Regions from separate parts of the Homo sapiens genome. Here regions 1, 2, 3 and 5 are each linked to region 4. Evidence: chromatin loops called from intact Hi-C (ENCODE). Cell type or tissue: heart right ventricle. All regions are shown on one strand. Each heading gives the region's core, and the rest is flanking DNA. Links, peaks and the distances in the headings are about the cores only. Region 1 has its middle 17 kb from the start of ANXA4. Region 2 holds the start of GMCL1 (germ cell-less 1, spermatogenesis associated). Region 3 has its middle 28 kb from the start of ANXA4. Region 4 overlaps AAK1 (AP2 associated kinase 1). Region 5 overlaps ANXA4 (annexin A4).

The links. Peaks named below come from ENCODE experiments on the same cell type or tissue, not always from the same donor. Only the 100,000 strongest peaks of a DNase experiment are listed, where the experiment ranks them.
Region 1: it touches region 4 in a loop (5-fold over the local background); 101 of 110 quality-filtered maps call a loop at or near these places.
Region 2: it touches region 4 in a loop (2.8-fold over the local background); 48 of 110 quality-filtered maps call a loop at or near these places.
Region 3: it touches region 4 in a loop (18-fold over the local background); 102 of 110 quality-filtered maps call a loop at or near these places.
Region 5: it touches region 4 in a loop (5-fold over the local background); 48 of 110 quality-filtered maps call a loop at or near these places.

Annotation. Positions count from the first base shown.
Region 1 is chr2:69,722,330-69,728,403 of GRCh38, forward strand. It overlaps a transcript of ANXA4 not described here. Among named protein-coding and RNA genes, the nearest start is that of ANXA4, 17 kb to the right of the region's middle. RefSeq lists an enhancer at 2,380-2,429. In heart right ventricle, for the core only: a CTCF peak has its summit at 2,496 (motif pointing right); a DNase peak (open chromatin) is centred at 2,502; H3K4me3 peaks cover 515 bases.
Region 2 is chr2:69,826,444-69,832,517 of GRCh38, forward strand. It overlaps GMCL1 (germ cell-less 1, spermatogenesis associated), which reads left to right and starts at 3,217. Exons shown (of 14, transcript NM_178439.5): 1 at 3,217-3,709. The coding sequence starts at 3,450. It overlaps LOC124906021 (a long non-coding RNA gene), which reads right to left and starts at 3,088. Exons shown (of 2, transcript XR_007086846.1): 1 at 1,571-3,088; 2 at 1-335. It overlaps ANXA4 (annexin A4), which reads left to right. Exons shown (of 13, transcript NM_001153.5): 13 at 1-669. RefSeq lists enhancers at 2,253-3,174, 2,569-2,658, 3,175-4,095 and silencers at 3,069-3,298, 3,679-3,758, 3,706-3,881. In heart right ventricle, for the core only: a CTCF peak has its summit at 3,253; DNase peaks (open chromatin) are centred at 3,138 and 3,878; H3K4me3 peaks cover 2,742 bases; H3K27ac peaks cover 1,964 bases.
Region 3 is chr2:69,711,563-69,717,636 of GRCh38, forward strand. It overlaps a transcript of ANXA4 not described here. Among named protein-coding and RNA genes, the nearest start is that of ANXA4, 28 kb to the right of the region's middle. In heart right ventricle, for the core only: CTCF peaks have their summits at 3,287 (motif pointing left) and 3,486; a DNase peak (open chromatin) is centred at 3,269; H3K4me3 peaks cover 361 bases.
Region 4 is chr2:69,556,671-69,562,744 of GRCh38, forward strand. AAK1 (AP2 associated kinase 1) reads right to left here. Exons shown (of 22, transcript NM_014911.5): 3 at 190-308. Among named protein-coding and RNA genes, the nearest start is that of SNORA36C, 40 kb to the left of the region's middle. In heart right ventricle, for the core only: a CTCF peak has its summit at 3,212 (motif pointing right); no DNase peak of the experiment used is centred there; H3K27ac peaks cover 1,386 bases.
Region 5 is chr2:69,813,754-69,819,827 of GRCh38, forward strand. It overlaps ANXA4 (annexin A4), which reads left to right. Exons shown (of 13, transcript NM_001153.5): 9 at 2,348-2,441; 10 at 4,846-4,941; 11 at 5,527-5,585. Among named protein-coding and RNA genes, the nearest start is that of GMCL1, 13 kb to the right of the region's middle. In heart right ventricle, for the core only: CTCF peaks have their summits at 3,387 (motif pointing left) and 3,606; a DNase peak (open chromatin) is centred at 3,388; H3K27ac peaks cover 671 bases.

The DNA of each region.
Region 1 (6,074 bases), core at 845-4,844, 170 kb after region 4:
GCAGCGTTATTCGCCATAGCCAAAAAGTGGAAACAGCCCAAGTGTCCATCAACAGATGAATGGATCAGAATATGGTATGTATATTCAATGGAATATTATTCAGCCATATAAAGCAGTGAAGTTCTGACACATGCGGCAACATGGATGAGCCTTAAAAACATTACATTAAGTGAAATAAGGCAGACGCAAAAGGACAAATATTATATGATTCTACTTGTATAAAATATCGGGAACAGGCAAATTCATAGAGACAGAAAGGAGATTAGAGGTTACTAGGGTCTCGGGGGAGGTAGGAATGGGGATTTACTGCTTAATGGATACAGACTTTCTGTTGGGGGTGATGAAAAGTTTTAGAAATAGTGATGATAGTTGCACAACATCGTGAATTTAATTAATGCCACTGAATTTATGCACGTCAAAATGTTTAAAACGGCAAATTTTATGTTATATGTATTTAACTACAATAAAAAATAGCAAAAACAAATAAATGGGTCAGAGTTCAACTAAAGACAATAGAAAAAAGCGCAGAGTAAACCTAAAGAAAGAATAATGAAGGAAATAGGCCGGGCATGGTGGCTCATGCCTGTAATCCCAGCACTTTGGGAGGCCGAGGTGGGCGGATCACGAGGTCAGGAGATCAAGACCATTCTGGCTAACATGATGAAACTCCATCTCTACTAAAAATACCAAAAAATATATATATATATATATATTAGCCGGGCATGGTGGCACGATCCTGTAGTCCCAACTACTAGAGAGGCTGAGGCAGGAGAATCGCTTGAACCTGGGAGGTGGAGGTTGCAGTGAGCCGAGATCATGCCACTGTACTCCAGCCTCGGCGACAGAGCAAGACTGTCTCAAAAAAAAAAAAAAGTATAATGAAGGAAATAATAAAGATAAGAGCAAACACCAATGAAATAGAAAACAAAGAAACAATAAGCTGATTCAGGGGGAGGTAAAAGCTACTAAATAAATATGTAGTAATTATAATAAGATGTGCTAAAAGATGCCTCCAAAGTGATATGAAGAAACTCCTGAACTCCAGAAGGCTTCAAAAAAAAGACAAGCTTTTTGCAGTGTGGACTAGGGGAGGAGAGCAGGCATTTTCTAGGGCAAGGATGTGGTGATGACCATGGAGTCTGCCAAGCAGAGAGACTCTTGTTCTAGTCACCATTGTTCCCTCTTCCTAGTCCAATGTCTCCAACCAGGGTACTTAGGAAATGTTAGCTAAGTGAATAAACATTTTCCTTTAGTTCTGCAGTGTGTCTTTTGTCTATCCACAAATTTTATGACATAAAATTTCTTATGCCGTTTATCTATAACTTTGGATGTCCAATCCCACACTACAGTCTTTTATGACATAGCTGTGTGATGCTATTTTATTTTGTTTTCTTTCTTCTAATAGAGACAGGGTCTTGCTATATTCCCCAGGCTGATCTCAAACTCCTGGGCTCAAGTCATCCTCCCACGTTGGTCTCCTAAAGTGCTGGGATTACAGGCATGCACCACCCACTGCACCCAGCCTGTGATGCTATTTTCCTAAAGACACTACATGAGAAGCTCCTACCCTTTCTCCATTTCAGCTGCAAGAGGCTTTCAAAACCTAGGCCCGAAAGCTAAAAACTTCTGAACTGTTGAAATGGGGCCGGGCGCGGTGGCGCACGCCTGTAATCCCAGCTCCTCGGTGGGCTGAGGCTGGAGAATCACTTGAACCCGGGAGGCGGAGGTTGCGGTAAGCCAAGATCGCGCCATTGCACTACAGCCCGGGCAACAAGAGTGAAACTCCATCTCAAAAAAAGAAAAAAAGAAAAAGAAAAGAAATGGAAATCCACATGCAACAATGGCTATCCAAATACCTTAAGGATACATTTGAGGGTGGGTGTACCCATCTTGTGCCCCATCTCCTAGAAACTGGTGTTTGCTGTGGGCAAATGAGGTGCCAGGAGAAGGTACTATTGCTGCCTAAGGGCTGCAGCACATGGTCGTGCAGGTTGTCTACTGTACAAGAGTTCCTGGCAGAAGCAGGGAGGGCCGCTGAAAAACAGCCAGTATTCCATTTACCAAGTCGTGCACCCTGGGGCTTCATCCCCCCATATAAAAGAAGACTTTTTCTAATTAGTACAAATACGTCAGGCAGGTATGGGCTAATTGCAGCCTTGTGTCCCCAGCTGTCACCATTACTGTCCTGGCTAGGGGAGATTTAGTGTCTGACTCTGTCCCTTCAAAAGAGCCCCCTCAATTCTCTTCAGTGTCAAAGCATCTTTTCAGAAGATCCTTTCAAGCCCTTTGGTGAGTGACTAACCCACCACCGGCAGTCCACTAGTGGAGAATTACCTTCTGCCAAGAGACCTTAGTTCTGTAAAAAGGCAAAGAAAGAAAGATAAGCTGGGGCAAGAAAGAAAGATAAGCTGGGGCAAGAAAGAAAGATAAGCTGGGGCAAGAAAGATGAACTCATTCGGCCACGCTGCTCTCGCCCTGTGGTTGCTTCTTCTGCCACTAGATGGCGTCCTCGCCTAAGTACTGGAAACACTTTCCTGAGGATGGAATTTGAGAGGAAGCTGGGTTGCAGCCGCTGTCCGTGTGGAACGTTTAGCTGATCCCAGCTTCATTATTATGCGATTTGAAAATACCTGCTCATCCTGTCAAGAAATTTTATTGAGTGGAATAATTGTTTCATGGCACTCGTCAAGTTCATGCACAGCCTGTCTCCTTTTCTTCTCCCTCTGACTCCTGCAGTCAGCCGATGTTTAAACCCAGGAGACGCAGGTCAAGCCACAGGGAGCTCAGCTTCCTGACATCCACCTGAGAAATGCCAGGAGGGCTTACTGATAACATAATGGATGTCAGTTTAATAAATTCTGACTCAAGGTGACATATAGCTATTTACAGAGATATAACATATTAACATATATATTAACATCTATCATTTTAGCATTAATCATTTCGGCATCTTTTTATTTGAGGCATCATTTATATATTTAAATGTATATAAATGATGCCCCAAATAAATATACCATATACTTAAATCTATAAATATATAAATTTATTATTTATTTATATATAAATACATGGTATATTTATTATTTATATATTTATTTATTGTATATTTATTTAAATATATGAATGCTGCCCCAAATAAATATACCATACACTTCAAATGTGTGCCTTTAAATGTATTTAAAAGTGTGCCTTAAGTGTACGGTTCAGTGAGTTTAATAAATGTATACACCAGTGTAGCCACCGCCCCCATTAGGACACAGAACACTTCCATCACGCTGGTACATCGTCTTGTCCACCTTCAAAGTCAATTCCCATGAGCTGAAGAGGCTCAAGGCTCAGAGAAGAGCAAACAGTGGGTGAAGGGAGTGTGTGGCCTTCAGGCTAATGTGCACTGTAAGAGGCTAAATGAGACTCTTGATCACTCACAGCCTCTGTTTTGTATTTTCCTAGAAAAATCAAGTAATCATTTATTTTTAAGGAAAACAATGGCATTTTAAGAGCCACCTCATTTTACCTGACATTTTATTAGTTTTTCTTTCACATATATAAATGCACAAAATTCTGTAAAATATGTTTAGTCATCACTTCATGATTTGGTTCTTGTGACTTTTTTTTCACTATGCAGTTGTCAGGATGCAGCTGAGAAAATTATCAGAGCTATTCAGTGAGATCAATTGTGTATTTTGAAAATAATTTTTCCTGAAGAGCCTGATATGGTTTTGCTCTGGGTGCTCTTGGGTGTCCCCACCCAAATCTCATCTCGAATTGTAATCCCCAGGTGTCGAGGGAGGGACCTCGAGGTAATTGGATTATGGGGGCGGTTTCCCCCGTGATGTTCTCATGATAGTGGGTGAGTTCATGAGATCTGATAGTTTAAAAGTGGCACTTCCCCCCTCACTCTCTCCTGCCAACACGTAAGACGCCTTGCTTCCATTTTACCTTCTGCCATAATTGTAAGTTTCCTGAGGCCTCCCCAGCCATTCAGAACTGTGAGTCAATTAAACCTCTTTTCTTTATAAATTACCCAGTCTTGGGTGTTCTTTATAGCATGTGAAAACAGACTAATACAGGGCCAATCCAAGCATTCTTCAGCTCAGGAGTTTAACTCATTTGTCAGCTTACACTAGCTGTGTCTTTATTACTATGCTAGAAAAATGCGATGATTTCGCCTAAAAGATTGACTTCTTTAATATAAACTTTTAATGGAAGCATAACATACATACAGAGAAACACACAGCTCAATGAATTTGCCAAAAGTGAACACAACCATGTAATCAGTGCTTAGATCAAGAAACAGAATATTATCAGAACCCCAGAAACCCTTCTAGTCACCCCAAGGGTAACCATTATCCTGACTTTTAAAACCATAGATGAATTGCACTTGCTTTTGAATTTTCTATCAATAACATAAAATAAGAAGTACTGTTGTGTGCCTGGCTTTCATCACACAATATTAACATCCACGTTGTTGTGTGTACTTGTAGTTTGATATTTCTCTTGCTGTATTGTATTCCATTATGTGACTATGCCACGGTCTATTCATTTCACACACACACAAGCAAATATATATATATACAGGGTCTTGTTCTGTCGCCCAGGCTGGAGTGCAGTGGCATGATCCTGGCTCACTGCAGCCTAGAACTTCTGGGCTCAAGTGATCCTCCCACCTCAGCCTCCCGAGTAGCTGGGACTACAGGTGTGCACCACCACGCACAGCTAATTTTTTTAGACACTGGCTCTCCCTATGTTGCCCAGGCTGGCCTTGAACTCCTGGGCTCAAGCAATCCTCCCACCTTGGCCTCCAAAAGTTCTGGGATTATAGGCATGAGCCACTGTGCCTAGCCTCGTTTCACTATTGATGGACATGTAAATTATTTCGGTTATTAGTTATTACAAATAATGCTCCTATAAAATTCTTTGAAAATGTCTTTTCATGAACACTGTTACGCATTGCTGGGTCATAGGACACACATTTGTTCAGCTTAAATTGATGCTGCCAAACTGTTTCTCAGTGTGGTTCTACCAATTTACATCCCCACCAGCAGTGTATAGAGTAGCAGTTGCTCCAATCTGATAACATTTGGTATAACTAGTCTTTTTCATTTTGGACATTCTGGTGTGTGCAGCAGTATCTCACCAGGCTTTGATTTGCATTGCCCTGAAGACTAATCAAGTTGAGCATTTTTTTTTAATGTGCTATATTGGCTATTTTGATATTCTGTTTTATAAAGTGCTGTTGAAGTCTTTTACCAATTTACTGCAAAATATTTGAATAGGCACTTTACAAAAATTTAATTTTTTCTTTATTTTTAGTTATTCATTTTGAGATAATTTTAGACCTCAGGAAAAAGCCTACAAAAAATCTTGTGTTTCCTTCATCTGGCTTGATATCTCGATATCTTACATAACTGTAGCTAATCTCAAAATCAAGAAATTAACATTGGTACCCATCTTCAGAGCTTATTACGATTTTAACAATTGTCTCGCTAATGTCTTTTTCTGGGCCAGGAATCAAGCCAGGATCACACATTGTATTTACTTGCCATGTCTCCTTAAGTCTCCATTAACCTAAGTCAGTTCTTCAGTCTGTCTTTCGTGACCTTAACGTCTTTGAAGAGAACTGGCCAGTTAGTTTGTAAAGTGCCCTCAATTTGTATTTGTCTAAAGGAAACACTCAAGTTAAATATGGTTATGGATCTTTGCAAGAAATAATGTATCCTTCTCAGTTCATATCAGGAAGAACACAATGTCAATATACTTTATCAGTGGTAAAGTTAGCTTGGATCATTTGGTTAAGGTGGTATCTGTCTTGTGTCTCCACTGTACTGTTACTATTTTATTTCTCTTGTAGTTAATAAATATATAATGAGGCAATATGTAAATATCCTGTTCTTCTCATGCTTTTGCTCCATAGTGCTTTTACTTCGTTGCTTCTCTATATGATCTTGCTATGAGCCCTTTTTTGATACATGTATTGTAAATATCTTATCCTACTCTAAGTCTTGCTTACTCACTCTCTTAGTGTCTTGATGAGCAGAAATTCTTAAGTTTAATATAACTGAATTTATTTATTT
Region 2 (6,074 bases), core at 1,071-5,070, 270 kb after region 4:
AAAAAGTTCACTTTGTAAGAACGTGGAAAAATAATTTTAATTTAAAAATGGTGTTTTTAGGCCGGGGGCGGGGGCTCACGCCAGTAATCCCAACACTTTGGGAGGCCAAGGCGGGTGGATCACCTAAGGTCAGGAGTTCAAGACTAGCCTGGCCAACATGGAGAAACTGCATCTCTACTAAAAATATAAAAATTAGCCGGGTGTGGTGGCTGGTGCCTGTAATCCCAGCCACTCGGAGGCTGAGTCAGGGAGAACTGCTTGAACCCAGGAGGCAGGAGGCAAAGGTTGCAGTGAGCCGAGATCACGCCAGCCTGGGCGACAGAGCGAGAATCCATCTAAAAAAAAAAAAAAAAAAAGTGTCTTTAAAGTGAGGTATAGTCTTTCTCTGATCCACTTTTCACCTTCTGAGGTTTTTCATCTTGGCCCCTGAAAGGAGCTATTTTTGAAGGACTTGTGTTACTCAGTTTCTACAGGAATTACAAGATAAGAAAAAAAAAATCATATTTAGTCTTATGCGTGCCTACTGGCTAATGTTCACATATGCCAAACACTACTCAATAACATAAAATAATGTATGAACTTATTCTCTGGAAATGAGTGATGCCCTCTGCTCTAAGTAGACCATTTATATTAAATATCATAAATGTATAAAGGACATTCATATTCTTATAGTGGGAATACTTGCCTTTTTTGTTGATTTTATAGCATCCATTGTATTTTGGTGAGTGAAATAATAAGAATTTTTTAGTTTAGTGTTGTTTATTATAAAAGCTACAGCTACTGGTAGAAGCTACTTATGTGAATATTTAGTCACTCCAGTTACTTACAGGAAATAATACTACCACTTCAATGCCTTCCCAGAAGACCACAGAATCTCCACATCAGCTTTGTCTTTGGAAGCATGGTGATTTTTTTGGTAGAAGTTTTATCTTTAAATGATATGTAGCTTAGCCAAAATTTTAAAACAAATAGCATTGATTCACCAGAAGATTTCTAGAAGGTGGGATAAAGTCACCCTGGACGAATGTTTGTCATATTGAATTAGCATGACTTTGAGATATAATTATGTTTGTTTTTCCCTCCCACTGTCCACTTACATTTATTCAGTGGGCAGTTCTTCCCCTTCTTCAGATGTAAATTCAGATAGAGTCATGACTTTTCTGTTCACTCTTAGGTTTTAAAGTCCTACTGTGTAGTCCCTTAAGGTCATAAAACAGTGTCATTTTAGTAAGTAATATATCCAGTCAAAATTGCAAGCTTGATTTACAGTTGATGCTTCTTCCCTCACTCACCTCTGGCCTATTGCAAGTAGGAAGCTGGTTTCTGGGGAAAGGGAGACCATGGGCTTCTCTTCTTTTTCCACCTAGGTTTCCTTCAATGTTCTCCCCCTGCCCCAACCTACCATGTCTGGGTTGTAGCAAAGAAGAGAGTTAAGGGGAGCAGGAAAGTTGTTACCTGACTGTCATTGCTGTGGTGGTAGAGGATCAGCCCTATGTGACCCTGACAGACTAAAGTTGATTCTTGTGGGCATTCTTGTGGGTTCCTTTGTCAACCTCATCACGCTACTCACCTGAGGTTCCTCTGGCAAGGCAAATGTGTACTCCTTTTTCAGCCTCTAGGAATTTGGTGACTCTTTGAGGTTCTCAGTGCTGAAGTTCATTGCCTTCCTCCCAGGCCTGTTGGGCAGGACCTAAGCTGTCTCATGGTGGTCCACATCTGCTCCATGGGAAACACCTGCACGTTCTTTGTGCTGGCAAATTCTGTGTATGCAAGCTGATCCCTCTGCAGCCATTATTCTCCGCCTCCCACCTCCACCCCAAGCTGCCTCGGCTAGCCTCTCTCGGTTCAGATTTCTCATGCATGAATCAGACATTAGTCCACGGGGACCCTCAAACTACGTATACTGCCAATGGGAGTCTAAATTGGTACCTTGATGCAATCAACCCAGAGAGCAATTTGGTAATAGCTAACAAAGTTGCAGATTTCGCAGCAAATTCACTTTTGGGAATCTGCTTGGTGAATCCATTGCACATGATGTTCATTGCTGCTCTGTAAGGCCGTTAAAGTAGAAATAACCTCTCTCACTAAGGAATGTAAAAACAAATATGGGTCAGTCATACAATGAGCAGTGAAAATTATCTAGCGATTGACCAAATGGATAAATCTTGAGAGTATAATTTTGAGAGAGGAGAAAGGTGCACAATGAGAGGTACAACTATGATTCCATTCCATGATATGTCTAAACATGCAAAAGAAAATATTATTTATGGGTATGCATATAAGGACATGCATGGACATGATATACAACATTCTCAGCACAGTGATTGCCACTGGGGAGGGAGACAGAATGAGATGGAGGAGGTACGCAGGGGCTTCTGCCTATATGTATTGTTCTATTTAAAAAAGAATGAATCATTGATTACACCTCAATAAAGCTGGGAGGAAAAAAGAATGAAAGCAAGTCTGATAAAATTTCAAGCTAGTGGTCGGTCCACAGGAATCTGTATTACTCTATTTGAAATATTTTCATTATTTTACTTAAAAAGTAACAGAAGGGAGTCAGGGAATGAACGCTGGCTGTCCGGAGTCCATCACAAGAGCTGCTACTACTCCAAGCAGACACTAGTAAATTTTGCTAGGGCCTCCTGAAGGCACTTTTGAGTCCAGACAGTCATGGTGCCAGACCCTATTCGGACATCCCACTGGCACTTGAGAGGAAAGGAAAGGAGTGCCGGGAACGTTCCCATAACTTAACGGGTTCCATTCACGTCTACAGCAGGGGAGGGCTCATGTTAAGGAAGCCCAGGAATCCAGCATATCGCCTCATCCTAGGGCCCCCTCTCACAGGAGGCCACGCCCAAGCAAGCAGAGCGTGGCCCCAGCAAGCGCCGAGCTCCCGCAAGGAGACCAAATAGCTTCGGGGTTTTGCCACTAGCTTAGCACAGGCCCATAAGCACCGGGGACTCAAGGCACCTTTGTAGAAACAATGAGTGACTGGAGTCCCAGGTCTTGCCACTACAGAGGCGCGTATGAACCACGGTTTAACACTACGTCTACGCCGAAGTTCGGGTTAGTCAGAGGCCACGCCCACCGCAGGCCCGAAAACACCAGCCTGCACTGGCGCGCCGGATTGTGCGCAGGCTCCACCTGCCACGCACGCACGCCTTGCCCCGCCCCTTCCGGAGGCTCGCCGTACGCATGCGCCCTCCGTCCCGCGCTTTGTTGCGAAAGCGAGGGGGCGAGGTGCTGCGGTGCTAGAGCGCGGCGCGACCGGACGCTGCGGGCGGGGAAGAGGATGGAGACTGTGGCGTCCGCTGCAACGGTTGGGGCTGCGCGTGAGAAGGTGGCGGTGTAGGCACCTGCGCTCGGGGAAGGCTGGCGGCGGCGGCCGAGCCATGGCGGGAGACCCCCTTCTCTGGGCTCCCTGAAGTCTCGGGGAGCCGTGACCCATGGGATCGTTGAGCAGCCGGGTGCTGCGCCAGCCAAGACCAGCCCTTGCCCAGCAGGCGCAGGGTGCCAGGGCGGGGGGCTCGGCCCGGAGGCCGGACACTGGAGACGATGCGGCGGGCCACGGATTCTGTTACTGTGCGGGCAGCCACAAGCGCAAGCGGAGCAGCGGGTCCTTCTGCTACTGTCACCCTGACTCGGAGACGGACGAGGATGAGGAGGAGGGGGACGAGCAGCAGCGGCTCCTCAACACCCCTCGAAGGTACGTGGGGGCACGCACCCGCGCGGACCCGGACCCGCACCTGTTGGGCCTGGGGCCGAGCCGGCGCCTCGTGCGCTTGCGGGGTGCAGCGCTCCCCAGCCTATGGAGAGGGGACGTGCCCTTGACAGGGTGAATGTGGAAGCCGGCCCGATGCGGGGCGGACTGGGGAGCGCCTTGGGAGACGCCAGGTGTTCCGCATTTTCAACCACAGACGCTTCCAGGGTGTTGTTACAGCCCCAAGATGAGGATGAGAAACGCCAAGCCCGAGCTCGCGTCTCGTTAAACCTTAGAGACGCCCGGCTGGCTGGCCTTCCCAGTCCACCTTTGCCCTCTCAAGTGGGTAGCCGCAGAGTAAGTTGTTTTGCATCCGGTTGCCTTAGTACAGACACTAAATGTAATCTCTGAAATAGGCACTCTTATTGTCGCCCACTCAGTGGAGGGTAAGTAATTGCACACAGGAGTTCTTGTTAATTGTAAAGGTGAAGTTTATCAATAGTGTACATTTGTTCCTAACTAGGAACAGAGTCTGTGCAAGTTTCTAGTAGTTGATGAAGTCGTTGACCGTGGATGTACTGTATGTAGGGCGGTGCTGCTGCAGCTTGTTTAACCCCTTTTTTTTTTTTTTTTGGATGAGTTGAAAGATGGAATATTGACTTGTGACCTGGAATGTAGTTTATAGGTAGAATATATGCTTACACAAACAATTTGGTTTTTCTGCTTTTGTTTTTAAAGGTTATTTGGTAGGGTCACACATGAAATTTTTTAAATGATTTCTTTTTCTTTTTGAGACAGAGCCTTGCTCTGTCACTCAGGCCGGAGTGCAGTGGTGCGATCTCAACTCACTGCAACCTCCACCTCCTGGTTCAAGCGATTCTTGTGCCTCAGCCTCCCGAGTAGCTGGGACTACCGGCGCGCACCACCACGCCTGGCTAATGTTTTCTGTTTTTAGTAGAGACAGGTTTCATCGTGTTGGCCAGGCTTGTCTCAAATTCCCGACCTCAGGTGATCTGCTGGCCTCAGCCTCCCAAAGTGCTGGAATTATAGGCGTGAGCCACTGCGCACCCGGCCTAAAATTAAACTTTAAAAGCAGATTCAAAAAGGTTTTGCTATACAAGTGTTATATATTGTAAAAAAGGAATCATAGATTAAAAACTTAATAGTTTGGTTTATAAAACCTTTTGTACCTTTTTTTGTATGAATATTTGTATTTATTATACAAAAATGTACCCCTACTGTGAATACTATTCAGTAACTTTTTTAATTGTTTGTTTGATTTTTGGAGCTTTTTTCTAAAGGAGTCTCACTATATTGCCCAGGCTGGTCTCAAACGCCTGGGTTGAAGCGATCCTCCCACCTAAGCCTCCCAAAGGGCTGAGATTACAGGTGTGAGCCACCATGCCTGACCCTGTAACCTTTTTGAAGCGTCAGTGTAGCATAGTTTTTTTTTCCTTTGGAAAAATTTTTCTCTATTTTGAGACAGGGTCTCGCTGTGTCGCCCAGGCTGGAATGCAGTGGTGGGATCATGACTCACTCTACCTCGACCTCACAGAATCAGGCAATTCTCCCACCTCAGCCTTCTGTGTAGCTGAGACCACAGGCATGCACCACCACACCCAGCTAATTTTTTTATTTGTAGAAACAAGGTCTCACTCTGTTGCCCACCCAGGCTGGCCTGGAACTCCTGGGTTCAAGTGATCCTGTTGCCTTGACCTCCCAAAGTGTTGGGATTACAGGTGTGAGCCACCATTGCCAACCTATAGCATAGTTTTAAGAGTTCTGAGTTCTTGGCCAGGTGCAGTGGCTCATGCCTATAATCCCAGCACTTTGGGAGGCTGAAGCAGACAGATCACCTGAGGTCAGGAGTTCAAAACCAGCCTGGCCAACATGGCGAAACCCTGTCTCTACTAAAAATATAAAAACTAACCAGTCGTGGTGGCAGCTGCCTGTAATCCCAGCTACTCGGGACGCTGAGGCAGAAGAATGGCTTGAACCTGGGAGGCGAGGTTGCAGTGAGCCAAGATCGCACAACTGCACTCCAGTCTGGGTGACAAAGTGAGACTCTGTCTCAAAAAAAAAAAAAAAATTCTGACTTCTTGTCTGTATTCTGCACTTAATAGCCTTATTTCCCTCATATGTAAATTGGAGATATAAATACCTGCCTTTTAGGCTTTGACAAATATGAGAACAAACAAATGCACAATGTCTAGAATGTAAGCATGCAGTAAATATGTCTCCTTGATGAATTGGCCCCTTTATCATAACAAAATGTTCATCCTTCTTTATCCCTAGTAATTTAGCCACTACCACATACATACATACATATATACATTTATTTATTTATATTTAGGGGGTACAGCTGCAGGTT
Region 3 (6,074 bases), core at 1,337-5,336, 160 kb after region 4:
ATGTTCTACACCTTGATCGTGGTGGTGGTTGTATGACTGTATACATTTGTCAAGAAGAATTAAACTGAACACTTAAGATGAGTGAGTTTGTAGTATGTACATTGTACCTCAATAAAGCCAATTAAGAAAATAAGAAATGGTTCTGATATATGGTTTTTTGGGTTTTGTTTGTTTGGGCAGCTGACCTAAAATAGAACCTGAAAACAGATTGGGGAATTCAGAAAGAGAAATAGGACTTGAAGGGTGTGGGGGATGGTGTCAGGACAATGATTTCTGGTTTTGGAAGTGTTAAGGAGGTTGAGTTAATGAGGGCACAGAGAGAGAAAAGAGACATAGAGAAATATGGGGCATGATGGGGGGGTCTCTACTGCAGCAAAAAGGAAAAAGGAGAGCAAGAAATTGAGAAAACAGTTTTTATACATAGGATTTTTGTATGTGTTGCCTATTTTGTCTCAATTTATTTTTATTTTTTTCTCTTCATTCTCTTGGTCTCTCCTTTTCCTGGGGGGTCTTAGACACCATGTGTAACTATTGCGTGCTTCCAAAGTTTTCCACTAAACAGACCACACACATACATACAGACACACCACACACAACCAAATGTTCCCCAACCCCACCCCACCACCACCACCACATACACACAAACACATACCCCTCACACTAAAATAAAACAACCAAAGGAGAAAATTGGAGGGTGGAAGCAAACCAAGAGACAGGAAGGTAAAATCTGGCCCCTGCCTTAAAGCGCATTAGTTAGGAGAGTTCACTCTCTTGGTCCTTTACATTCCGTGGGGAGAAGCAGTAGAAAATTACCGGGTTATTCACTCCGAGTCTAAGCAGCTGAATAGGAAAATAGCTTTAATAGCCCTATTAGGACCTGGGCCAAGGACTTTTTCTTTGGGTTTGTTGTGAATGATTAAAGGTTAACGGTGGCATTTTTCTTTCAGCCTAGGGGAGACAACCATCTCAGTAATGATCCTAATTGGATCCAACTGGGGAACTCCAGAAAGTTTCAGTAACAAATTTGCAATGGTTCTGGGCCTTTTAATATGGATTCACAAAAGATAATGAGGTTATCCTGTCATTTCTACCCTATGGATGAGGAAAGTGACATTCAGACAGGCCATGGGATCTACCCACTCCCTCGTAAAGAACTGGAGGACCAACATTAGCAACAGGACCTCCCATTTGGCATTTTGTTTTCAGATGTGCCTAGAAGAAGGAGATTACAGCTTCTTGGACTGTTGAAGCCTGGGTTCTTCTTGAGTTGTGAAGATATCACCTAAATCCTATCCACATTTTGTGCACCAGGTTTGTGGACGCCTACCACCATTCATTCATTGCAGTGGCTCAGAGAAGATGAAAACAGGACTCTTTGGGGCCAATGAAGATCCCCAACAGAGCTCAGATGACCAGAGTGGACTGGCTTCTACCCTAAATACATACAACAATACTTCCCACTCTGACCTTGCTCACTTTATACAACACCACACAACTAGAGAGTGGCAGAGCTGCTGTGGGAACCCAAATGCCATCTGACTCCAAAGCCTTACTCTCAACCACCACCCTGCTGCCTCCTATTCTTTCCTGAAATCTTCAGTATAGTCATTATTATGAAGTAAAAAAAAAAAGAAAATGAAAGGATGGAAGGAAGGTAGAGGGAGCCCCTCTATCTCCATTCTTTGTTTCCATGAAGAACCTCTACTCCATTTTCAGGGGAGTGCTATTGGTGTAACACACTTTCTGGCCCTCTCCCTCCCATTCTTGTCACTCATTCTCCCCAAGGAAGAAGCGATATGTGGATGATAAGATTGGAAGAAGCCACTCTTATGTTCGGTGGTGTGCTGGTAAATGTTTAGCAGCTGGCTCTGGGGCAGAGAGAAAGCCCTGAATTGTAGTATGTGCCAATCTCCATGGTGTAAAAACACTTCTACCATAGCTGCTTCCAAGTATGTAAATTGTACACCTCAATAAAGCCAATTTAAAAAGTAAAGTCAATCAGTTTGTAAAACTCTTGAGACTTTAACATTCAGTCCAGCAAGCTGTTACCTGCCGGATCCAGCAACACACAACCCGTAACATAACGAGTTGGGTCTCAGCTCCCCGCTCTTCACAGACTCCAGAGTTCTCTCCCCTTTGTGGGGTTCCTCATCCATCCTTCCATTGCTTCTGCTGCTGCCCTGAAGGCATCACCGCTCTCCCGTCTCCTCTTGGGGCACCTAACTCTCTTAACAGTTTAGGACTTTGAGGAGTTTTGCCTTTCACAAAAAGAAAGAATGGGGGAAAAACGGTTATGCCTCAGCAGCTTTCGCTGTCTACCCTGCAGCACAAATTCCACTTGATGGAGGAACACAAAGGTCGGACTCCCTGCCGTGAAGAGGAGAAAGGGAAATTCGAATATGGAAGGAGCTCTACTCTCCCTTGCTCTGTCCTCCGCAAGAGAATGGGGCAGAACATTCTTTAGTCTACACCTCTGTCCCACATGAGTTGCCAAAGACCACAGTGCCTGGTGGGTGACATCTCTCCAGGCTTTTGAAGACATCTGAGCCTGGATTTTGAGCACATTCCTGACCTCCCTACTGGGAGGCTCTTCTCCTTCAAGGTCTGCCTTCTGACAAGCCCTAGCTCTTTCCCACCTCCAGTGGCTGGGTGGGCCGGGGGGTGGGGTAAGGGTGGAGATGTGGGCACATTCTGGGAGCCCCACCAGAACCCCATGGAGTGGAGAAGTGACCTTCTAAGGAGGGGAGCGTACAGTTTCCGGAAGGGAGGAAGGATGCGGTGAGGACCAAATGCATCCATGCAGGATTTCAAATATAAACGACTCTATAGAATACAAGCACCTACTCCTGGCAACCGAAGCCGAAGGAAGCCTAAGAATATAAGAGACGGGGCTTCGGCGAGGGCACGTGACCGAAAACTCACATAACACTCCACCTGCCCCAGTCCAGCCAGCCTGCTGTCCACAGTGTGCCCATCAGTGTATCAAACCTCAGTGCTTTATTTCCTGGGATCCTGGCCGAGCTCCCATTAACCTCCTGTGTTGTCCCCACAGCTCCTATACATGGGAGAGGGCCTGCGTTGGGCCAGATCCCAGAGCTGGGGCCTAATTTGTGATGGGATGCCCTGGGAGGCAAGCGTGCTTCAGCATGTACCCAATCAATAGCCAGACACCCAGGTCCGGAGGTGCCTGAGTCGGTCAGCAGGACGTTGGGCAGGTCTAGGTTCAGAACCTCTGCAGTTTTTCCCTTGGCTTCCCCGGGGCTTGTCCACAACGCCCCCTGCTGCCCATTCTTGGTTAACCTTGTGTCTTGTGGATACCTCATCAGATCTGTTCATGAAGCCTAACGCAAGGTCCTCCCTCCAGGGTGACACAGTGAAGTCAAGTAACAGATGTGGAGATGCTTTGGAGAGCTTGAAACAGAAGACTACATAATAACAATGGGCCAGTATCATAAAGCCAAGATTGAAGAAGACAGAACTGAATATCTCCCTCATCTGCAAAACTTGCCTTATCTTTCAGTATCATCCTGTTTCAGTGGACAGAAATCAATCCATCATATATTTGAGCCCTGCTCTTATAACCAAGTTAAATTTTGCCTAAAATAAGGCCCTGCCTCAAGCAAATCATGGTTTGTTTTTTATTTTATTTTATTTATTTATTTTTTGAAATGGAGTCTCGCTCTGTCACCCAGGCTGGAGTGCAGTGGTGCAATCTCCTCTCACCACAACCTCCCCCTCCTGGGTTCAAGCGATTCTCACCTCAGCCTCCCAAGTAGCTGGGATTACAGGTACGCACCACCATGCCTGGCTACTTTTTGTATTTTTAGTAGAGACGGGGTTTCACCATATTGGCCAGGCTGGTCTTGAACTCCTGGTCTCAAGTGATCCTCCCACCTCGGCCTCCCAAAGTGCTGGGATTACAGGCATAAGCCATCACGCCTGGCCAAATCATGGTTTAGAAAAGGGAGATGGTCAAATATAATTGTTATGACTGCCATAGTACCTACTATGTCCCAGATAATTTGCCTAGGTTTTTAACCCTCACAACACATCCCTAAAACATTGTACAGATGCAAATGCAGAGGCACGAAGAGGCTTAAAACATTCCCAAAGTCACATAGTTACTATAAAGCCAGTAACTGGCTCTATGTCTATCTGAGTCCAAAATGTGTTTTGTCCCCTTCTGTGCCTATGCACAGAGGGCAGTGGGAACATAAATGGAGGTGGAGGGAGGGGTAAGAAGGAGACATCAGTGGTCTACCCTCTTTATGTGATAACAGACTCCCTCTTTTATCTGGCAGCTGCTCCCTCAAGAGGAATACCCATTCTTTCTTCCTAGGTCAAGAAAGAGAGTCCAAGGCATGGTCAATCACAACACTGTCCCTCTAGTCATGGGCCAAGTGCTGGGCACACGTCACCAGCCAGGCTACTCTTAGCCTTTCCCATAATTTTAATAACCTGAGACTGGGAGAAAGAAGCCTCACTCTCTCCTGGAGTGATCAAACTGTATGTAAGTCTAGAGTTCTCTGTGAGTACAGTCTCCTCTAGCAAGAAAGGATGAGACCAACTCATAATAAGAAGCCAAAATACATGTACATATGAGTAAGAGAGAGAGAGAGAGCTGACAGCATTGTTTGGGTGTCTGGATCTAGCCATTCCTGTGGTGGCTCTGTCTAGTCCTTACTTAAATGAGTTAATACATCCCCTTTTAACTGAAGCTAGTTTGTGTTGGGTTTCTGTCCCTTAAAGTCAAGAGTCCTGAGAAATACAATACTGGTCAAAAAAAGTCTTCATAGAACAGGTGAACCAGGAAAAAAGGGATTCACCAGAAAGATAAGAGGAGAGGCAGAGGGTGAACGTAACAGCAGCTGCACTCGAGGAACTGCGAGCAGCTCAGGATGACTTGAGCTGAGATGTGCAGAGGGGGTTGGAGAGACGGGCGAGAGCCACATCAGGGAAGGCCTTGTTTGTCAGGTTAAAATGTTTGGTCTTTATGTGAGGGCGACAGGGAGCCCCCAAAGGGTTTCAAGCAGTGGTGTGACATGCTCAAGCTCGTTTTGAGAAGATCACTCGGGAGAACGGGTCTGAGAGACAGCACAACAGGAGGGCAGCGGATTAGTTATGAGGCTGCTCCGGGAATCCAGGTGAAGAGCTCAGGATGGAAAATGACTCGACGTTTTTGACTTGGTCATTGGCCAGAGGGGAGGGCAAGAACGAAAAGAGTTGTGTTTTGTTCATGTGCAGTTTGAAGTAAGTATCATACATTTAAATGGAATTGTCCAGTAGGTTTACTAAAAGAGATGACAGAGTTGGCGATGTTTAAGTTTTTCTGAGTCATCAATTCAGCTGTTTGCTGTCTGCCTACTACTGGCCAAGCACTGTGTGGAGGAGAACACCGTCCAGCCTCTGCTCCCTGGCATCACACTGTGGCAAGACAAAACAGATGATAACCAGAGAAACCAATCAAGAAACAAGGGAAGTGCAGGGGAGACCGTAAAGCAGCATCGTGTAGCAGAGGGGCTGGGGTGGGGGCTCCATCTCTTCAGTGGTCCTGGAAGGAGGAGCTGACGCCCTGAGGGTGCAGGAGGTGGCTGAAGATGAATATTCTCCAATTCATGCCCACTGAATAGGAACATGCCCATTTAAAAGCATCCATATGCATTTTGTTTGGCTTGTTGGTTTTCTTTGCCTGCCTATGCCTTCAAAGCTGGCATTGAGGTGGCAGGAGGCTTCTGTGCAGAAAACTGAGGCTGGTGCTGGAAAACTCCCACCATGGCCCCTTTGTTCTCATCCAGTGCCTTTCATCCCACACTCCCAAAGCCCATCCTGGCGCCCACCCTTTAATTGTCAGGCCTGGCTCATCGACACAAGCAGGTGGCATTTGATCATTATTCCTGCATCATAAATGAGGGTAACAAAGGCCTCCCTCTCCAGGGTATCAGCCAATATTATTTTGTGAGTTCAAGGGATCTGACTTTGAGTTGAAGCAGAAAGGCCTGATGTCCCATCCTTTTCATTTCTGGAATTACCCGTCGCTGCATCTTTCTGTTACCGCCATTTCCTCTTTAACTCCA
Region 4 (6,074 bases), core at 1,091-5,090:
CTCTGCCCTCCAGCTGAGAGTGACCAAGGCAAGGGCGGTGTCCTATATCCCATGGCTGTTGAGTCCCATTTTGTACAGAGGCCTCTGTACCATCTCAGGGAAGGGAACAAACCCCGCTTGGCTTTCTTATGAGAGGGTACAATCTCTGCCTCCATTTTAAACAGTCCCAAGTCCAAGGGGCAGCCTTACCATTATCTGGATTTCTCTCTTGCACACCTGGAGATCATGCTCATTGTTGACAAACATGCGTTTCAAGGCACATTTCATCCCATTGCTTGTCCTCACCAGAAATACAATAGCAAATCCACCTGTGAGAGAAACACACACAAGCTCTTTTGAGTCAATGTTCAAAAAGTCAGCCACATAACTGTGGTGGCTGGAGGTTGCCACTGTCACTGCTAATGGTACTAATGCCACTGCCAGCCAGCCTTTAGGGCTAGCCTGTTGTAGAACACATTCTTAGATTCTCAGAACTTGGAGATATTACTTGTGGGAGTGGGTGGCAAGAGTCAGAGAAATTGTTCCCAAACACCTATCTTAGGATAACAAAAGAATAGTAATTATTTTCCAAATAACCTACAAATAAACAGATAAATGGGTAGTACTACATTACAAGTACTATCCTATGTACTTTTTTTTTTTTTTTTTTGAGACAGGGTTTCCCTCTGTGGCCCAGACTGGCATGAAGTGGCGTGATCACTGCTCACTGCAGCCTTGACCTCCTGGGTTCAATCGATCCTCCCACCTCAGCCTCCCGAGTAGCTGGGATTACAGGTGTACACCACCACTCCTGGCTAATTTTTATACTTTTTTGTAGAGAAGTGCTTTTGCTATGTTGCCCAGGCTAGTCTCAAACTCCTGGGCTCCCACCTTGGCCTCCCACAGTGCTGGGATTACAAGCATGAGCCACTGTACCAGCCCTGTCTTGGGTATTTTGATGCTCTTGTTTAATTCTTAACACAGTTCTGTGAGATTGGGTGTTATTTTCCCCTTTAAACAATTACCAGCTGAAGAATACAGAGGCTCAAAGACATCTGATTCAAACCAAAAACATTTTTAAAAGCATAAGTGGAGCACACTTTCCCTCATACCAGAGAGGCTAGGAAATTATTTCACTAATTTCTATTATAAATAGTTGTCAATTAATTTCAAGAATCTCCTCTTCTTTTCTTCTCATCCTATCACTCAATTCGAATCTAGAAACAGACCTAAAGATTCTTCCGGACCTCCCTACCTCCTGGGCTGTTGAGAAGATACATGATAAGGGTAAGAAAGTGCTATTCCACATAGCATACACAAGGCAAGTATGACAATTATTGGGGAGACTTTTTAATGTCCACACTGACCTTTCTCTAAAAGACAGTTCACAATTCATTAACAGAAATATATAAGCCAGGTGTGGTGGCTCATGCCTGTAATCCCAGAACTTTGGGAGGCTGAAGCAGGCAGATCGCTTGAGCTCAGGAGTTCAGGACCACCCTTGGCAACATGGCGAAACCCTGTCTCTACAAAAAATACAAAAATTAGCGAGGCATGGTGGGCGCACACCTATGGCCCAGCTACTTGGAAGGCTGAGGTGGGAAGGATGGCTTGAGCCTGGGAGGTGGAGGTTGCAGTGAGCTGTGACTGCGCCACTGAACTCCAGCCTGGGTGAAAGAGACCCTGTCTCAAAAAAAAAAAAAAAATGTATATAACTCTACAGGAATTCTCAAGTGCTCTAAATTTGTTACACCACAGCATTCCCCAAATTCTTAGAACCCTAACCTCATCCTCACTCCTAAAGCACTGTATGAGGTGTTCAATGCCATTGGTGACAGGAGTTAGACAAAGTGAGGCAAAGCTGTCAAAGTTGAAGGCTTTGGAGTAAGTAGCAGTTACACTGGACGCTCAGTCCATCTGCCTGCCTTGTACATTGTCATCATTTAGCTTGAATATCCTGTCCATTGACTCTGTTCAGCAAAAAAATCAGTATGCCATTCTTGCACAGAGGTGGTCACTAATTGTATAGAGGTGAACACAGAGGTAAGTCTTCAGTATGGGAATTTGAATTGGGGTTATGACATAGTACTGGGTTAGGAGCCACATGCAAAATTGATACAGATCAATAAACAACCATTACAGAGATCTTAGGCCTCTGAGAAATAAAGCCTCGGGTCCTGATTATGCCCTTCTAATTCCCCCAAGGCTCAGCGGCACTTTAGTACCTGTCTGTTGATGCCCATGGCATTTCCTGCTGTATCTTTACATAGTTATTCTTTTCAAGTTAGCTTGAGTAGGTTTTTGTTCCTTGCAACCATAAAGAGCCTTTATCATAAAGCACTATTGCACGTTTTCATAAAATACACACCTAATTTTGTAAAAAGAAATTTAATGGGCTTCAGTTCCGAATGTGGACTGTGATAATGATTTACCAGAGACTGCATGTTTGCATATTTCCTGTTACAATGTTCCTCAGTATTCAAATAAACACTAAAATTTATCATATAATCTTTAATTTTAACTGTCATCTCTCTAATCTTTGTATCTCAATAACATTTTCCATTTTCAAAAGTAGCATTGACACTTAGAGGTCTTATCTATCTCTCTCTCTCTCACACACACACACACACACACACACACACACACACACTCTCTCTCTCCTCAATTCTAAAATGCATGTTTTTTACATTTTGCTTTTTAGGGTATCAGAATGTCTTGTAATAAAAATGTGCATTTAATGCAGTGGTATTTATCTTTTCTTCCCCCCACCCCCTGCCAAAGTTATTAAATCCATGATGTTCTCTTATAATTAATCAGAATTGAGGAAAATAGTAGTGTAAATTACAAAATTTCTATGTATGTTCATAATTGTTTTGTAAATAGTATAAGTAGGATTCACTTCATTGATATTTAGAATTTTTTAAAAAATCACGGAACTACAGACTTCACAAGAGTGGCACTCCTAGAGAGTATTAAGTCCAAGTGTTTTGCTTTATGCATAGACAAACCAAGAGAGGCTTAGGAGTCCCATGGCTAGTTATGGGCAGAAGGTGGGGTGGTTCTCTCTCCTATAAAAACCATGTGATACCCTTTAGGTAATAAGGAAACAGCTGACAATGTTGTGAAACAAAAGGTGGGAATAGGTATTTCCTACAGTTCAATGATGCCTGTCACTGCTGAAGGACAAGGCAACTCTTTCAGATGCTGCAATTTGAGATAACTACCACCAGATGGGAGCAGTGTAGTTTTCTTTGTAGGTAGCAAGATGACCTTTACAGCCAGGACTGAAGAAATGGGTCAGTCGCCTACCATGCAATCCAGTAAGCACAATGGCTGACAAGAGCCAGCCCAGATTCTCAAAGCCTATGACCATGATAAATCTAAAAGCAAATCAGTGAATCACTTTACTTAACACAGATGAAGCCACATTGTCAAGCATCTATGCCTATAAAAGGGCTTATCTGCAGATGAGAAGCATTTAAATCACGAGATCAAAATCCACGCCTAACAGGACTTGTCAGTCTAAAGATGTTGGTCACTATCACTGTGTAGTTGGCCAAATGGAGATGTAAACTAGGTTAGAAGAGAGGAGATAGTGCCATTCAAGATACTTCTCGTGCACAGCCCTGTCTGTCACACGGATCAGGGTGATGAGATTCTCAGCCAGAGCTTAAGAGGGTTCAGGCTATTACGGAAGGAGGCTGTCAACAGAGAAGACTGTCAATAGAGATGTTTATTTCAGCCTGAGTTGCATCCCAAGATCTAGATTAAAAGGAAAAACCTAATGGTTTGGACAGAGGTAAGAAAATCTTAACATTCAGTAGCCTGTGTCAGTCTCTCTGCCTACTGGCATTTTTTGAAACACTCAGATAATCTCATCTGTGAATCTATTGAATCATAAAGATAAAAAGGATATGATCTATTATGTGAAGCAAGCAAGTGAAGTAGGCAGGATAATTTTGACACAGACATGCTTTGCCTATTAAATATGTAGGATTTTTTTTTATGTCCAGAAGAAAACACGTTTTCTCCCATTTTCCCTAAAATATATAGCATTTTTGGTCTTTCTCCCCCTAATTGTTGATGGAGATGTGGATGGCTATTTATAGCTCACCATGAGTTTAGAGGTTTTGTCTGTTTGGTTTGCCTCTGGATTGTCATGCCATAAAATAGTGTTTAACACACAGTGAGCATTCAATAATGAACTAACTCTCTACTTAAGGTGTCTACAGAAGACAGAAAAGGCTACATACAGATAGTAGCAGAGAATATGGGAAACGAATGTGATGGCTCATGTAATGGGATGGCCACCATGCAACTCCAGATCATTGTTGCCATGTGGGAATATGGACCTGGTTTTGTCGGATCTGCTAATTTCTAAAGATGAGCTAGAAACCCAAAATTGTATGTGAAATCTCCACATTTAAACACTGGCAACAAGTCACCTTTTAAATTAATGCTGTTCAGGTCACCATAGCACAGAGGCCAAAGAAAACACATCTGAAAAGCTTTAGATAATCTCCGAGCCTCCAGTTTTCTATGTCTGATCTAGTCTAACACCTTCATTTTACTCAAAGCCAAGAAGGGGAAGTGACACAGCTCATGTTCCACAAAGTTAAAAGATGATTTGCAAATGAATTCCAACATATATATAAATATTAGCTCAGACATTCATCACCACAGTTCTTATCTTTCTTCCCTCAAGATGAGTTTACAGAATACTCCTCCCACCCAGCATGTGTATACGACTTATTTTAAAGGCATTTCAAAATAAATTATTTCATTTGTATTCACACAATGACTGAATAAGGTAGGCGAGCAACCTATCATATTCATTTTCCCAACAGGAAAGACATGCAGAAAGATTAAGTTCCTTTCACAAGAATGCACAGAGCTAGTTGGTGGCAGAGTTCAGATAAGATCCCTCATCTTTAGAAATTTTTATTTTTATATCAACTTCATATATTATACAATCCACCCATTTTAGGTGTACAGTTTGATGAGTTTTCGCAACTGTATATACCCGCACGAGTGGCTGTGGCGACAGCCAATCCATCACTGCAGATAGTTCTTCAGGTACCTTTGCAGACAATCTCCCCTCCCCTCCCTCACCACCCCGTGTATTAAATAACTTTGGATCTGCTTTCCATCCCTATAGTTTTGCTTGCTCTAGAATAAATGGAATCCTACAGTATACACTGCTTTGGTCTGGCTTCTTTCACGCAGCATAACATTTCTGAGATTCATCTTCATCGTTCCATGTAGTTTTTGTTTTTTTGGTCAACTAGTATTCCATTGTATACATATTCCACAATTAGTTTCTTCATTCACCTGTTGAAGGACATGTGAATTTTTTCTAGCTTTTGGGTATTATGAATTAAACATTCATACAGAAGTCTTTTTTATGGACATAGATAATTATTTCTCCTAGGTATGTACCCAGGAATGGAATTGTTGGGTCATATGCCAAGTGACTATTTCCCTTTATGTATAAGAAACTGCCAAGCAGTACTCCACAGTGGTTGTGCTATTTTACACTCCCAGCAGCCACATACGAGAGTTCTGTTTGTTCCACATCCTTACCAACACTTGGTGCTGTATTTTTCATTTTAGCTATTCTAGTGGGTGTGTAGTGACATCTTGTTGTGGTTTTAATTTGCACTTCCCTATAGATCCTTCAACATTTAAACTCCTAGGATTAGCAGCTTCCCATCACTTTCCTGATAAAAGGTTTTAATAAGCATAGGATCATGGAGTCACCAATGAAATTACTGAGATAACTTGGACTTCTACCTGCTAAATAAGCAAAGATGACAGAAGTGCCTAGTTCTTTGCTGGGAGAAGACAGTGAGTGAGAATTTGCAATACACAGAGGAGGGTATTACATAAATTCTAAAATCTCTTTTACTTCTGATATCAACATGAGATCATGGTCTTCAGACTTTTAAAAAACAAAGACAGGCCAGACACGGTGGCTCATGTCTGTAATCCCAGCATTTTGGGAGGTCGAGGCGGGCAGATCACAAAGTCAGGAGATCAAGACCATCCTGGCTAACACGATGAAACCCCGTCTCTACTAAAAATACAAAAATTAG
Region 5 (6,074 bases), core at 969-4,968, 260 kb after region 4:
CTCTCTTTTTTTTTTTTTTTTTTTGAGACAGGGTCTCACTGTCGTCCAGACTGGAGTGTGGTGGTGTGATCTCAGCTCACCGCAACCTCCCCCTCCCAGGTTCAAGCAATTCTCCCACCTCAGCCTCCTGAGTATCTGGGATTACAGGATGCACCACCACCACCCGGCTAGTTTTTGTATTTTTAATAGAGATAGGGTTTCAACATGTTGGCCAGGCTGGTCTTGAACTCCTGACCTCAAATGATCCACCTGCCATGGCCTCCCAAAGTGCCGGGATTACAGGCATGAGCCACCGCGCCTGACCATAGACCCAGTATTCTTAACCAATACATAACCATAATGAGGGATTGGTTCCATTCAGTTTGTGAGGTATGAACAACTTTGTTTTATGCAAAAAAAAAGAACCTGTTGCTTTCATTAGAGGGGATAGAGGTATGTGTGTGGCTTGGGCTTCTTGGAGCACGGCAGCTGGGTTTCAAGAAGGAGCACCCAGAAAGCAAGCATTCCAATAGAAACAATGGCAGTTGCATGATTGTTTATGATCTAGCCTCAGAGATCAGTGTCACTTCCACTAACCTGTATTTTATTCTTTTTTTTTTTTTTTTTTTTTGAGATAGGGTCTTGCTCTGTCTCCCAGGCTGTTGTGCAGTGGCATGATCTCGGCCCACTGCAACCTTCACCTCCCAGGCTCAAGTGATCCTCCCACCTCAGCCTCCTGAGTAGCTGGACTACAGGCGTGTGCCATCATGCCTGGCTAAGTTTTAAATATTTTTTTGGTAGAGGTGGGGTTTTGCCATATTGCCCAGGCTGGTCTCAAACTCCTGGGCTCAAGCAACCTATCTGCCTTGGCCTTCCAAAGTGCTATGATTACAGGCATGAGCCACCGTGCCCAGCCCACAACTATGCTTTATTAATTAAAGCAATGTATTAGTCAGAATTCTTAAGAGGAACAGAACCAATAGAGAGAGAGAGCGAGAGAGACACAGAGGGGTGTGTGTGTGTGTGTGTGTGTGTGTGTGTGTGTGTGTGTGTGTGTGTGTGAGAGAAAGAGAGAGAGGATGGAGTTGGGCAAGTACCAGGATCTTCAGAGGGAATCAGCAAGCTGGAGATGCAGGCCAGCCTATGGTTTTGTTCCAGTCTGAGTCCAAAGGCCTGAGAACTAGGAGCAGTTCCCATCTGAAGGCCAGCAGGCTGGAAACCCATGAAGAGCTGATGTTCCAGTTCAAGTCCAAAGGCAGGAAAAAAACTGATGTCCTAGCTCAAGGCAGTCAGGCAGGAGGAGTCCCTCTCACTCTTGGGAAGGTCAGCCCTCTTCTTGAAAACAAAAGCTTTCAGCTGATTGTATGAGGGCCCCTCCTCCATATTGGATCATCCAAAAACCCTCACAGAAACACCCAGAATAATGTTTGAGCAAAAATCTGGGTAACCCATGGCTCAGTCAAGTTGACATAAAATAAATTGTCACAAGCCTGTTGAGATTCAAGTTTCAGAAGTGCTGAATAAGATGAACTCTTTTGAATTAGGTGAATTAGATGAACGCTTTCAGCTTTAAATTTTTATGATTATGTGAATTGACTCTAAAGCAGTGAGGGAATCAGAGAAAGAAGTGAAAAAATGGGGGAGTATATGGAGGTAAGCCCAATGAGCCACAATATGTGTGAGTTAAGATCTTTTTGAGAAATGTAACAGGCAAGCTGCTTATTAAAAATGAACAGTAATTCTGATTGAGCAATAATGTAGTTAAATTGAGCAGAATGAGTTTCCTATATTCCTACCTGGTTGGAATGTAAGCAATTGGCAATGGGTCCCTGGTTCTACTGTGAGACCTGTAGCCTCAGGAAAATCACAGATCATTCTAGAGCAGGGCTATCCAATAGAACTCCCCGCAGTGATGAGAACATTCCACATCTGCACTGTCCTGTATGGGTGACTACCGGCTACCTGTAGCCGCTGGGTACTTGAAATGAGGCCAATGTGATTGAAGAGCTGAATTTTAAATTGTATTTAATTTCAATTAACATTTAAACAGCCACATGTGGTTAGTGGCAACTGTAGGGGACAGCCCAAATCTAGGGCATTTCTTTTAGCTCTTAAGATAGAACCATGTAGTCTCCAGCTAGGGAACTGCTAGTGTTTGCCCTGACTCCCAGGGGGGTATGACAGGGTCCCAACAGCCTTATGCCTGAGGAAGGATCCTGAGTCATTTCCACTCACCACTACCATTTCCAACCCCATCACCAACAAAATAAAACTAAGCCAGCTCAGCTCTTTGAGCTTCTGGAAATATTTGCCTGTGTCCTGGCACATCGTTTTTGGAATTTTAGACCTGTGCTTTGTTTGGCTTCAGGACCTGTATGAGGCTGGAGAGAAGAAATGGGGGACAGATGAGGTGAAATTTCTAACTGTTCTCTGTTCCCGGAACCGAAATCACCTGTTGCATGGTAAGGCACTTACTTCATTTCCCAAAGAAAAGGAGTGAAAGATAGCAAAAACTATATTGCCCATAAGTAGTTGATAACCTTCCTCCTTCAGTTGGTACAAAGAACTGATTGTACCCAAGTGTCTTAGATTCTCACCCTGGAAATGTATTAGTCCAATGATGTATATGAAAGCTAATTTCTGAAAGATTAATTATGAATAATTAGAAAAAGTGCATGTAGTCATAGAAGTTTGGCATTCTTGTTTCTAGGAAACTGACCTTCACAGTCAGTCCTTTTTCTAAAGTAGCCCCAGTATTTTCATTCTAATGTAGTTACATATGAAAGTAATCTGTAGTAGATCAGGTAGCAATAAAATAGCAATGTTGGTTGATATTTATTCCTGTGTAATATCCAAGCTGTAAAGCTAATACAAGTGATTTCTTTAGGGGTTATGTTGTATAAGATGAATAGTGGATAATTTCAAATTTGATATGTTTCTAATTTGTTTCTGATAAATATAAACTTTGTAATGTGATTTTAACTTATTTGGGGGAAAGATACTAGACAATTTTAGAATATTTGCTGTCAGGTTCATATTCTTTTAAACAAGCAAGTAAGGATATAATAAGATATTTCATCTTTTATACGAGTTCTTTAGATCTTTAAGTACATTATAATTTTATAAACCCACCCACCATACCCTTTTAATCACACACACTGATTTGCAAAGCTTGTGGGAAATTTGAGAATGAGTTTGCTAAATTGAAAACATAAAGCAATTGAGAAGTACAACACATTCTGAAGTTGTAATTATTTCAGGTTTTTCACAGTGACAAAAAAACAGGTGATTACTCCTGTTAATCAATATCCCGGGCTACCATCAGGTACACAAACTTCTGACTCAGCTTCTTTCTTCACTTCCTTCCCTTGCCTGGTTACAAATAACAGGAATCTCCCCCTGGTGGTGTTTTCCAAGAACTGCAGGTCCTCAGAAGCCGATTTAGTGCATAAATGCATTTGCAAGAATTTTCACTTCTGGGTACAAGTCAATAGTTAGGCAGTTATGAAATATCTGTTTGTAAGCCACTGGGAGAAAATATTTTAAGCACTGTTTGGACTAGGAAAACTTCATAATTGTCTTACCAACCAACAATAATGGTGAGATTTCATAATAACTACCGTTTTGTTAATAATGTTCTATTTTCTAGGTGCAGTGTTAAGCATTTTATAAGCATTGTTTCTTGCAACACTCAATGGAGCAGTAATTATTTTCCCCATTTTACAGTGGAGAAAACTGAGGCTTAGAAAATGTGTCAATTAAGTTCTTTGATTCCAAGCCACACACACTGACTTCAATTTAAGTAAGAAAAGATGAAATAATATAGAATGGCACAGGAGGGAAAATGGAAAATACTGGTAGCTCACAGATTTGAACAGACAGCTGAACACCTTCAGGAAGAACAGAAATCAAGGCAGTTCTGGGGGTCTCAGTAGAAGGGAATAATGGATTTTATTTCTAAAGCAGAGTTTCTGAAGTTCGTTTTCTATTAAAAATGCTAAATATTGACCCCCTACTTCAGACTGGCTGAATTAGAATCTCTGAGTGTGACACCCAGGAAGTTTAATAGGTTTCTCTGAGGGTAAAGATGATGCAGTGCTTTTGGCCATCCCCGTGAGCTGCTCAATTAAAAAGTTCCCAGGAGAGAGTCTAACGGGTCCTGACTGGGTCAACTGCTCACGTGTTTGACAGAGGTTGTGGTGTATGTTGTTGGGTATGGTGTCCCTTGATTGACAGCCCTGTTAAAATCACATTGATGGAAGTGAGGCAGCACCCCAAAGAAGGCGATGGTGAGAAGATAAAATAGATACCTGCTCTAAGAAGTTTCCAGAAGGAGACAGCAAGAGAGGGGAACATATTCACCACATTCAAAAATACTTGGCAAAAAACAACAACAAATGTAATTATGTTTAAGTATTTTAAAAGATGCAACCAGCTGTTATTAACTGTGACTCAGTTCTGAAGCAGTTGAATTGTTCTAGTTTTGATGAGCCAAAAGGGAGATGACAGGGAGGTGATTGCCAAGGACAAAAACACAAAAAGACACATTCTGCTTATTAAGGAAACAATGAGAAAGGAAAGCAAAGCTCCCCAGAGGCCATCTCCATTTTATGTGTGAGGGTCCCAGATAAGGGAAAGGACTTGACTGATGTCCTCCAAACATCACAGCATTTCTTCCTCCTTATCTGGGGCCCATTCCACTCTGCACATCCCTCCTGGCTGCTTGCCCACATTACTAATTAGTTTCCTCCTGAAATATGCCAAAGAATAAATAGTGTAGGCTAGTTAAAAATGCTCATTCTCTCCATAAATTTTAGTTTCCTCTGTTTTTTCTTCCCAATAATACTATTTTGTTATTGTCTGCAGTGTTTGATGAATACAAAAGGATATCACAGAAGGATATTGAACAGAGTATTAAATCTGAAACATCTGGTAGCTTTGAAGATGCTCTGCTGGCTATAGGTAAGCTGGTAGGGGGAGTAGAGAAACAAATGTTTATAGATTTTCCTTCTCATTATCAGTTTGCAATATGGGGATATAGAATTATTTTTAGAGATAAAAGTTGTTTATCATGAATCACTCATGTTACATTCCAGATTTTTAAACAAGAAATATTATATACAACCTGATTGCTATTGTGCCATGTGGTTTATATATTTTATATCTTCTGTGCCTTTGTATGTCCTATGTGAAAGGTAATAATGTGCAGATATACAGGCTGCAGCTTGCAAGTCTGTGAATGGTTAGAACTAGTAACTGTCTCATATGGCAGATACAGTAATCCTTATTTTGAAATGAAATACCACCCTTTGCTTTGATAGACTTTATCAATTACTTCTCCAGGAACTTGATGATAAATTGAGGGTACTTTCTATCTGTGAAAATACATAGAGCATCGCCTATGTTCATGAAACATTGCTTGGCTAAAATTTCCCTGGCAAAGCAAATATTGATACCTTGTAGAAACAGAGGAAACAACTGTCACTTTTCTTTTTTCATGGGTCTTATCTGTAATCTTTTCATTTCTTCTTTTTTTTTCTTTGACAGTAAAGTGCATGAGGAACAAATCTGCATATTTTGCTGAAAAGCTCTATAAATCGATGAAGGTAAATGGCCTTATTTTCAGCATCTAAATGAATTTGAGTTATCTTGTGTCCACCTTCTTAAGCTTACTTATATCCCCTATCCAAACTTTGCTCTGAAAGATCCAATTCAATTCATCAAATACTTCAGTGAGTGCCTGCTAATAATAATACTAGGTGATATTTACTGAGTACTTAGGATGTATGGATCACTGTTTTTAATAGATTAATTATATCCCCACAACAGCTCTATCAGGCTGGTACTATTACTAACCTCCAATTTACAGATGAGGAAACTGAGGCATAGAAAGGATATGCAGTTTGCCCAAGATTCTCAGTGAGGAAGTATGGAGCAAGAATGCCAGGTGTTTACCTGGCATTCTAGCTCCAGAGCCCGTATTCCTAACCCTCCATCGTACTCTGCAGGCTGAGAATCACAGGAGGTGCAGGGAAGGTCAAAATGTAGTCTTTGGCCAGGTGCGGTGGCTCACGCCTGTAATCCCAGCACTTTGG